Regions from separate parts of the Homo sapiens genome. Here region 2 is linked to region 1. Evidence: read pairs that join two places in POLR2A ChIA-PET (ENCODE). Cell type or tissue: PC-3. All regions are shown on one strand. Links, peaks and the distances in the headings refer to the core of each region. The heading gives the core; the rest is flanking DNA.

Region 1 (4,384 bases), core at 86-4,085:
AGCCGAGATCACACCACTGCACTCTAGCCCAGGCGACAGAGAGAGACGCAGTCTCAAAAAAAAAAAAAAATTCACTGGGCGTGGTGGGGAGACAGACCCTGGAGAAGAAAAACTAAGTGGTCTTGGCTTTTATATTATATTACATTCAAACTATACCTACTGTATTTTATTCTTTATCAAAAAACGTTTTCAGAGTTCCTCTAAAATTTTTTTTTTAAGAAATGGAGTCTATTTTGTCCAGACTGGTCTTGAACTCCTGGCTTCAAGCAATCTTCCTGCCTTAGTCTCCCAAGTAGCTGGGACTACGGGCACAAGCCACTGTGCTGGCCCATTTTATTTTTTAAATATATTTATTTATTTTTATTTATTTATTTGAGACAGAATCTGGTTCTGTCTCCCAGGCTGAAGTGCAGTGGTGTGATTTTTTTTTGAGACAGAGTCTCACTCCATCACCCACGCTGGAGTGCAGTGGCATGATCTTGGCTAACTGCAACCTCTGCCTCCCAGGTTCAAGCGATTCTCATGCTTCAGTCTCCAAGTACCTGGGGATTACAGGTATGTGCTACCACACCTGGCTAATTTATTTATTTTTTATTTATTTATTTATTTATTTTTTGGAAACAGAGTCTCACTCTTGTCGTCCAGGCTGAAGGCAATGGTGCGATCTCAGCTGGCTGCAACCTCCACTTCCCGGGTTCAAGCGATTCTCCTGCCTCAGCCTCCCGAGTAGCTCGGATTACAGGCACCTGCCACCACGCCCAGCAAATTTTTGTATTTTTTAGTAAAGATGGGGTTTCACCATATTGGCCAGGCTGGTCTCAAACTCCTGACCTCAAATGATCCGCCCACCTTGGCATCCCAAAGTGCTGGGATTACAGTCGTGAGCCACTATACCTGGCCTAATTTTTGTATTTTTAGTAGAGACAGGGTTTCACCATGTTGGCCAGTCTGGTCTCAAACTCCTGACCTCGACTGATCCATCTGCCTCAGCCTCCCAAAGTGTAGGGATTACAGGTGTGAGCCACTGCACCCAGCCTTAATGGTGCAATCCTGGCTCACTACAACCTCTGCCTCTTGGGCTCAAGCCATCCTCCTACCTCAGCCTCCTAAATAGCTAGGACTACAGGTGCATGCCACCATGCCTGGCTAATTTTTTTGTATTTTTTGTAGAAACACGGTTTCACCATGTTGCCCAGGCTGGTCTGGAACTCTTGAGCTCAAGGGATCCACCCACCCTGGCCTCCCAGAGTGCTGGGATTACAGGCATGAGCCATCACACTTTGCCTATTTATTTCTGAGATGGGGTCTCACTCTGTCACCCAGGCTGGAGAGCAGTGATGCGGTCATGGCTCACTGCAGCCTCGATTTCCCAGACTCCAGCCATCTTCCCACCTCAGCCTCCCGAGTAGCTGGGACCACAGGCACATGCCACCACACCCAGATAATTTTTTGTATTTTTGGTAGAGACAGGGTTTCCTCATGTTGCCCAGACTGGTCTCAAACTCCTGAGCTCAAGCAATCCACCTGCTTCAGCCTCCCAAAGTGTTGGGATTACAGGCATGAGCCACCTGAGCCCAGCCCCCACTGTTTTTTTTTTTTTTTTTTTTTTTTTGTATTTTGGAGACAGCATCTTGCTCTGTCACCCAGCTTGGAGCGCACTGGTGTGACCTCGGCTCTCTGCAACCTCCACCTCCCGGGTTCAAGAGATTCTCCTGCCTCAACCTCCCAAGTAGCTGGAACTACGGTCATGTACCACCATTCCCAGCTAATTCTTTTGTATTTTTAGTAGAGATGGGGGTTTCACCATGTTGGTCAGGCTAGTCTTGAACTCCTGACTTCAAATGATCCATCCGCCTTGGCCTCCCAAAGTGCTGGGATTACAGGCATGAGCCACCGCACCCAGCCCTCCCCCACTGTATTTTAAATGACTTGAGAATTTCAACTTAAAATCCTTCCCTAATTGGGGGAAAGGCAGTACCAATTTTTTTTTCAGTGTTAGGAAAAAATTTTACTCTATTTCCTAAAGAGTAACATACTATTTTTAGGAGAGAAAGAAAAAGTATTTTCAAAAAGAAGGATGCTGATACAGCTAAACCAAATGAGTTTGTCATAAAGTAATGACATACATGCTTGGAATATATGAGAAACCTTACCAGGGACTTAATCTGCAACCTACTCCTATGGACTTTACTGTGTTCCCCCCAAATTCATATGTTGAAGTCCTAACCCCCAATGTAACAGTATGTGGAGATGGGCCTTTGGGAGGTAATGACATAAGGTCACGAGGGTGGGGCACTCATGACAGAATTAGTGCTTTTACAATAAGAGAAACCAGAGCACTCGTGCACACTTGTGCTCTCTCTCCCTCTCTGCCATGTGAGGACAGACACAAGGCAGCCATCTGCAAGCCAGGAAGACAGCCCTCACCAGAACCCAACCATGCGGGCACCGTGATCTTGGACTTCCCAGTAGCCAAAACTCATAAATAAATTTTTGTTGTATAAACCTCCCAGTCTCTGGTATTTTGTTATGGCAGCCCAAGTAGGCTGAGATACCTACTAATATAAATAAGGTAATAAAGAAAGTGTGTCAGGGAGTACCTCCTCAGCTGTGCGATTGCTATGCCGTTGGTAGGTGAGGGAGGACAAGCTCAGCAGGTGGGTCTTTGTTACCAAGGGATCAAGACAGTGATCAGCATTCTCTTCAGTGGGTGAGGCCATCAGGTGAACGGTCACCTGACTTAGGTCACTCACCATCTGGGTAACACTCCAATCAGAGATAAGGCGCCGCATCACTGTGCCTGCTGAGAAAAAGAGGCACACAGAGACCATGCTGACCAGTTCAGAGGATAGTGTAAGACAGAGATGGAGGAGGGGAATGGAACTGAGAAGGGAAAAACAAGGAACAGGATAGGAGAAATGAAAGGAGTCTTTCATTTTACCTTGAGGTATAAGCCGCTGAGTCCCCCGAGTGAAGACATGGCCCTGACTGCACTCAATCTGGATGCCCCGTTGCTGGGCAAATGAGGCCCAATAATGTACCTGGCAACAAGAGAGCATAACATTAACAAAGGATGGCATGAGAGGGATGATTAAGGGACTCAATATGAGAAACAAGAAAACTAGAAGCAGAATAAAGTGAAGATGTCAGCAGGGACATCAGTGCCTTACCTGCAGCTGGGGAAAGAGGGCTGTATAGGAAAGTTGCTTGTAGTGCTGACCAAGTTTCTTCTTGCTGGGTTTCAGGTTATTGAAGAGCTTTCCCCTGCAGATAGGCCTTGTGACACTTGTCCAAGTTGCCCAGAAGTTTTGCATCCAGCGCAGGGTACTACTATATAGCAGAATTCGGGGCTGGGATATTGCTGCAAAGAGAAAGACAGACATTTCCTAGTTATGGATGAAACACAGAGGTAAAGCTAAATCCTTCCCTTGCTGCAGGTTGTAGAGGTTTAAAAATCCAAAATCCAAACAGCACCTAGCCTCACATTCAGCATCCCCAACTCCCTCTTCTTTCAAGGATCTAAGCTCTCTGCTTTCCCCTACTGCTATGGTCTAAATGTTTGCATCTCCCCAAAATTCATGCTGAAATACCCCTAAGGTAATGATGTTAAGAGGTGGGCCTCTGGGAGGTCACTAGATCATGACGGTGGAGCCTTCATGAATAGGATTAGTGCCCTTTTAAAAGTGGTCCAAGGGAGCTCACTGACTCCTTCCACCATATTAGGACACAGCAAAAAGGCACCATCTATGAGGAATGGGCCCTCACTGACACTGAATCTATCAGCTCTTTTTGATCTTCGACTTTCAAGCCTCCAGAACTGTGAGAGATAAACGCTTGTTGTTTATAAGCTACCAAACTTGTGGTATTACTGTTATAGCAGCCAAAAAGGACTAAGACACCAACCCTTTCCCCTGCCAAAAAACAAAAAAAAAGGTCCTAACCTAGATTCTCCCTTGCCCTTCTCCCCTCCCCTCCCCTCCCCAGAGGGTCAAGCTAAAGTCCCCAGCATCCATGCCCGTCCTCCCAAGCCCTTCCTCCCCACTGCCCCAGGCCCAAGCCTCACTTCCACTGTGCCGAGTCAGATCCATCTTGATGGAGAGATTGAGGTTCTCCGAGCGAAAGGCCCGGTAGGAGTCATGAAGCTGGCCCAAGGGCACCTCAGGCAGGAACTCTGGGGCCCGCAGAGTGACACTATGGTGATCATGGGGGTTCCCATGGCACAGCCACTGCAGGTCCAGTGTCATGCAGAGGTCAGGCAGGTGAAGGAAGCAGCAGTCGTCATACCTGCCTCACAATGGAACCCCAGCCCTCAGTGCCCTGGTCACTCACTTCCCCTTGGCTCTTCCCCCTCCCTCCAACCTGAGCCCCTCATCCCATGGAGGAC
Region 2 (4,384 bases), core at 165-4,164, 120 kb before region 1:
GCCAGAAGCCAAATCCCAGAACTTGCTGGGCAGCAGTGCTGGTACTAGGTCCTTAGAGCCTTTAGCTCCAGGAAGAGACACAAGTGGGCTTAGAGGCCAGTGCAAGGGTCAGGGAGATGGAGGAGGGAAAGAATGACCAGGGACAGGAGACAAGGGGATGGAGGGCAAAGAAGATGAAAAGGAAGCAGAGAGAAGGAGGTGAGGACAGGGTCTGGGGGAACAGCAGAGAAAGCTGTCAGGGAGCAGGGACAGGCTCCAGGCCTGAGTCCAGCTGGGACCAGGGAAGCCAATTCCTAGGGCTTCACCCTCAACATGAACTCTAAGGGGCCAGAGACCAGGGCAACAGCCACTCAGGTTTCTGTTTCTATCCTCCAAATAATGAAGAGTAGCCTGGGATGAAGACACAGAACCAGGGAGCCCCCATCTCCACCCCCACAGACACCCACATGCTCACACAGGACTAGGTTGCTGACCCACAGCAGAGACGTGTGCACAGACATGAGCATGTCAACACACGGACGACACACGGGCCTGGGTCCGGGGACACAGAGACACAGACACAGGGGAAGACATGCAGACACACGCCCACCCAGGAGACAGATGTACAGACCCAGGGAGAGATGCAGACAGACTCGCATGTATCTGCCCCTGAGGGAGAGGGAGATGGGAGTCACCAGCACATGCTCCAGTGGGTGCACACGCCCCCACCCACAAGGAGACACCCTCGAGGTGCTGCGGGAGCTGTGGAGAGACAGACAGATGGCCGGCCCCATGGACAGACAGTTCCCAGCAAATCTGTGCTAATGCTTGGCCCTTGAAGGGCCCAACCTGTCCATGCCGTGCCTCAGAGAACCCTGGGCTGCCACCCAGCGCTGTTCCCCAGAACCTCATGAGTGGGCTCCATGAGCATACATGTGGCGGCCAGGCTCTCCTGACACACGTGCATGCTCCAACAGGCCTGTGCCCCACCTGTGGGTGGGGGGGCGACATCTCCCTTCTGGAGTGCAGGCGGGGGCCACGGGACAACCCCCTCCTCTACAAGCCACAGGCTGTGCGCACTGGCAGGGACAGGGGAGGGGGCCTGGGCTAGCTCAGGAGGAGGGAGGGGTTGGGGGGCCAGGGTGCGGCTGGGGCGGGCACGGGAGCCGGTACCTGTCAAACAAGAGCCAAGGAGCAAACTAGCTTCTTAGTCACCTTTCTCTTCTCCCCGTTTTGGCGCAGCCCCTCCGGGCAAGGGGAAGCTGATATCATAATTATTGGCTCACCTGGCAGCTGCCTCCCCTCACCTGATGTCAGCACAGACACAGGACGGCCGAGCTGACGGACTGACAGACGGACAGAGCTCCTGGCCCCCCAGACCCGGGCCCCCACGCCGACCTGCTTCACTGAGCAGGTAAGAGGAGCCCCGGCCCAAGTCAGCCGTGGAGGCCAGCAGGGCCGGGCTGGGGCACGGGGAGGGCGTTCGCCTTTTTAACGGGGCTCAGGAGTGACGGGGAGCACCCAGGTTCTCACTGCAGCTCAAGGGAGACTCAGAATTCGGGTGAGTGCCTGGAGGCCAAGGGGCACCCCTTCCCCCACCTCCCCCTCCAGTTCCTTTTCTAGGTTGTCCAACTTTAATCCCTCTTGCTGTGGTGTGGGTCTCATTCTGGTGTGTGCTGGATTTTGTGTGTGTCTCTGTGTGTTGGAGATGCGCTCACCCACCCTGTGCTGGGAGGAAATGAGGACTCAAAAGTGTTAGATCTGGAAAACTAGAGCTGAAAGGCAGGGGGCCAAGTTCTCCATGTAGTGGTTTTCCAGGTGAAGAAGGGAGAGCCCAGCTCTGGGAGCTGGGGAGCACCAAGGGTGTGTGCAGATCAAGGAATTGCTCAACATCTCCACGCAGCCTGGGCTGGGGTCTAGATGCCTGGGCCCATGCAGAGGCCTGGGTTGCAGAAAGGAGATGGTGCACCTTGTGGCGAAGCAGACAGGTGGCAAACAGGTGCTGTGGCCATGAGTTGATGCTGGGCTTAGGGCAGAGTCGCCTCCTATCCCCAGCTCCATTTCTCTCCCGCAAGACCCCTAAGGCAGAGTCCTGGTGAGCAGAGCTGGGCCAGGCAGGGAGCCCTGAGGCCTTTGGGGCCTAGAGTTGGGGGCGTGGGAAGTGAAGGCCCTTAGGGAAGTGGCCGAAGCAGCAGGAAGCCCCTGCCAGCTCCCCCGACTCCTCCCCACCCACTACCCGCTCAGATAAGGTTCTGGCATTCCCCGTGGAGTCCCCCAGGCCCTCCCTAAATATCCAAAGAAGCCCGTTGGATGAAGAGTAGACTCTAGCAAGTGGGCGTGTTTGCCTCTTCTCTCGGCACCTACAGGCATGGGGGATATGTCTGGATGTGCTTTGTGGCAATGCACAACTGGTCAGTGGGAAGGGACCCGGGCGGAGGGGCTCATCTTGGGAAGTCATCCTATCCATCCCCTGCCCCTATGCCAGTCATTGCCCACATCGGGCAGGGCTGCCCCTCCTAGTTTTCCTAATCCCTGAAGGAGAAAATCTGGTCAGTTTCCTCACAATCATGAAGTCCTTCCTGGAGCCTCTCTGAAGTCTTTACTGCTGCAGGGTCCAGCTCTGCTTGCCCGGTAGCCTTCTTCCTCCCGCACTGAGGAACACTAGTTCCTCGGATCCGAGGGCGGCGTTGCACTGCAGTCCTGTCCCCACCGGGCTTGGCTCAGAACCTTTTACCATCTTGCTCATTCCCTGACCACAAGACACAGGCAGTACAAGGGCACCCCGAGTGGATGGGGGAAGGGGCAGGGCCTCCTATCCTGGTCCCTTTCTCTTGTGGCTCTGTGAGGGGTCCAGGGTGAGCCAGGCAGGGACAGAGCCAGGCTGAGTCCTGGAGAGGGGCAGACGGGGTGAGGGCTGCCCCAGGTTGGGGATCCTCAAAGGCGAAGGAGCCACAGGGAGAGGCGCATGTCCTCCCGGCTCCCCGCCCAGCCCCGCCCCGCCCGCGCTGCCTGTGCGAGCTCAGCTCCCGGCTCCAGGGCCTGCCGAGGCACGCTGCACCCCCAGGCCCGGCGCCTCACTCACTCCCAGAGCCAGAAACCTGTTCTCCCGGGAATGCCAGGGAGTTCTCAGAGGACTTTATTTCCCAGGGGCTCAGGGAGCCCCAGAATCTTCTGGACCAGTGGGTCCTGGGAAACTAGAGAAAAATTAGGGGGCTTAGGACCCCTCCCTGCTCCCCAGCTTTGTCTCATCCACGCACTGACGCCACATTGCCTCCAACCAACAGCCGTCTTCACCGTGAGAAGGCTTCATCGCGAGAAGGCTTAGGAAAGTTAAAGACAAGGGGGAAAGCCCACTGGTGACATGCACCTTCTGTCATGTGCCATCCGTTGCCTCAGGGAAAGCCTTCCTTTCCCCCCATCCCCCAGACAGTCCCATCTGGCCTCTAAGAAAGCAACATATCGCCTCTTTCCTTGGACTCTTCACCTTCTCTAGCTAGGAAGTCCTTCCTGATGTCTAACCTCTCCCTTTCTGGCTTGAGTTGACACCTGGTCTTCATGGACCAGCAGAACCCCCATTGCCTGCACAGGGCCCAGGCACATAGGCAGAGACTGTTCTAAGTCACAATGAAATGCCCTGGTTGCTTGGGCGCTGGCAGGGACAGAAAGGCCCCACTCTCGCTGCGCCTCTTATTCTCTCTGACTCCACATTCTGACGAAGTTGCGGTCCACTTCTGCCTGCCTCCCCATCTGCCCATAACAAAAGGATGGAGGGGACCGAGGTCCTGCAGGTATGCCCTCCCCTCTGTCCTTCCAAATCACAGCCTGCCATCCCTGCTGTGGCTGGCAGAGGGGAGTTCAGGAAACCAGGATTGGCTTCTGCAGCAGGAGTGACTGACAGAGTTCAGAGAAAGTTCTCAGCATTTTAGGTTGAGTTTGACTGGACTATGTGACCACAGGAGGTGGTTTCCTGAGTGGAGAGGCAACCATTGATCTGGGGTGGGTGGGGTTGGGCTGGCAACATGCCCAGGAGCTGGGGAAGGATGAGAGGACCTCCAGGAGCTGGGGAAAGACAAGATGACCTCTGGGAGAGGGCCTCCCAGAAGCACGAACCACATGGTTCCAGAATACATTGGGTCTTTCCAGCTTATTCATCTCCATCCCCTGCCCCTCCCTCCCTCTCTGTGCCCAACTCCAACCTCATCCCTGACCCTTCCACCCGTCTCTGTCTCTTTCCCCATCATAACCTATCTCCATTCCCACCTTCAATCCCGCCCAGCCCCCTTCCTACTCATCCCCGTCCCCAAACTTGCCTCCATCACCACCACCCCATCCTGCTCCTTCCTCCTTACCTCATCTCCTCACTCCCACCTCCAACCACACTCCTATCCCCATCTCCACCTCCTGC

What was found. ChIA-PET counts read pairs that join two places held together with the same protein. Peaks named below come from ENCODE experiments on the same cell type or tissue, not always from the same donor. Only the 100,000 strongest peaks of a DNase experiment are listed, where the experiment ranks them.
Region 2: POLR2A ChIA-PET joins it to region 1 with 33 read pairs; 4 of 35 experiments call an interaction of 5 or more read pairs at or near these places.

The regions. Positions count from the first base shown.
Region 1 is chr17:28,628,879-28,633,262 of GRCh38, forward strand. BLTP2 (bridge-like lipid transfer protein family member 2) reads right to left here. Exons shown (of 39, transcript NM_014680.5): 20 at 4,064-4,284; 21 at 3,171-3,361; 22 at 2,942-3,041; 23 at 2,601-2,803. Among named protein-coding and RNA genes, the nearest start is that of BLTP2, 14 kb to the right of the region's middle. In PC-3, for the core only: no CTCF peak of the experiment used is centred there; no DNase peak of the experiment used is centred there.
Region 2 is chr17:28,505,051-28,509,434 of GRCh38, forward strand. FOXN1 (forkhead box N1) reads left to right here and starts at 1,298. Exons shown (of 9, transcript NM_001369369.1): 1 at 1,298-1,393. RefSeq lists an enhancer at 2,549-3,501. In PC-3, for the core only: no CTCF peak of the experiment used is centred there; no DNase peak of the experiment used is centred there; H3K27me3 peaks cover 59 bases.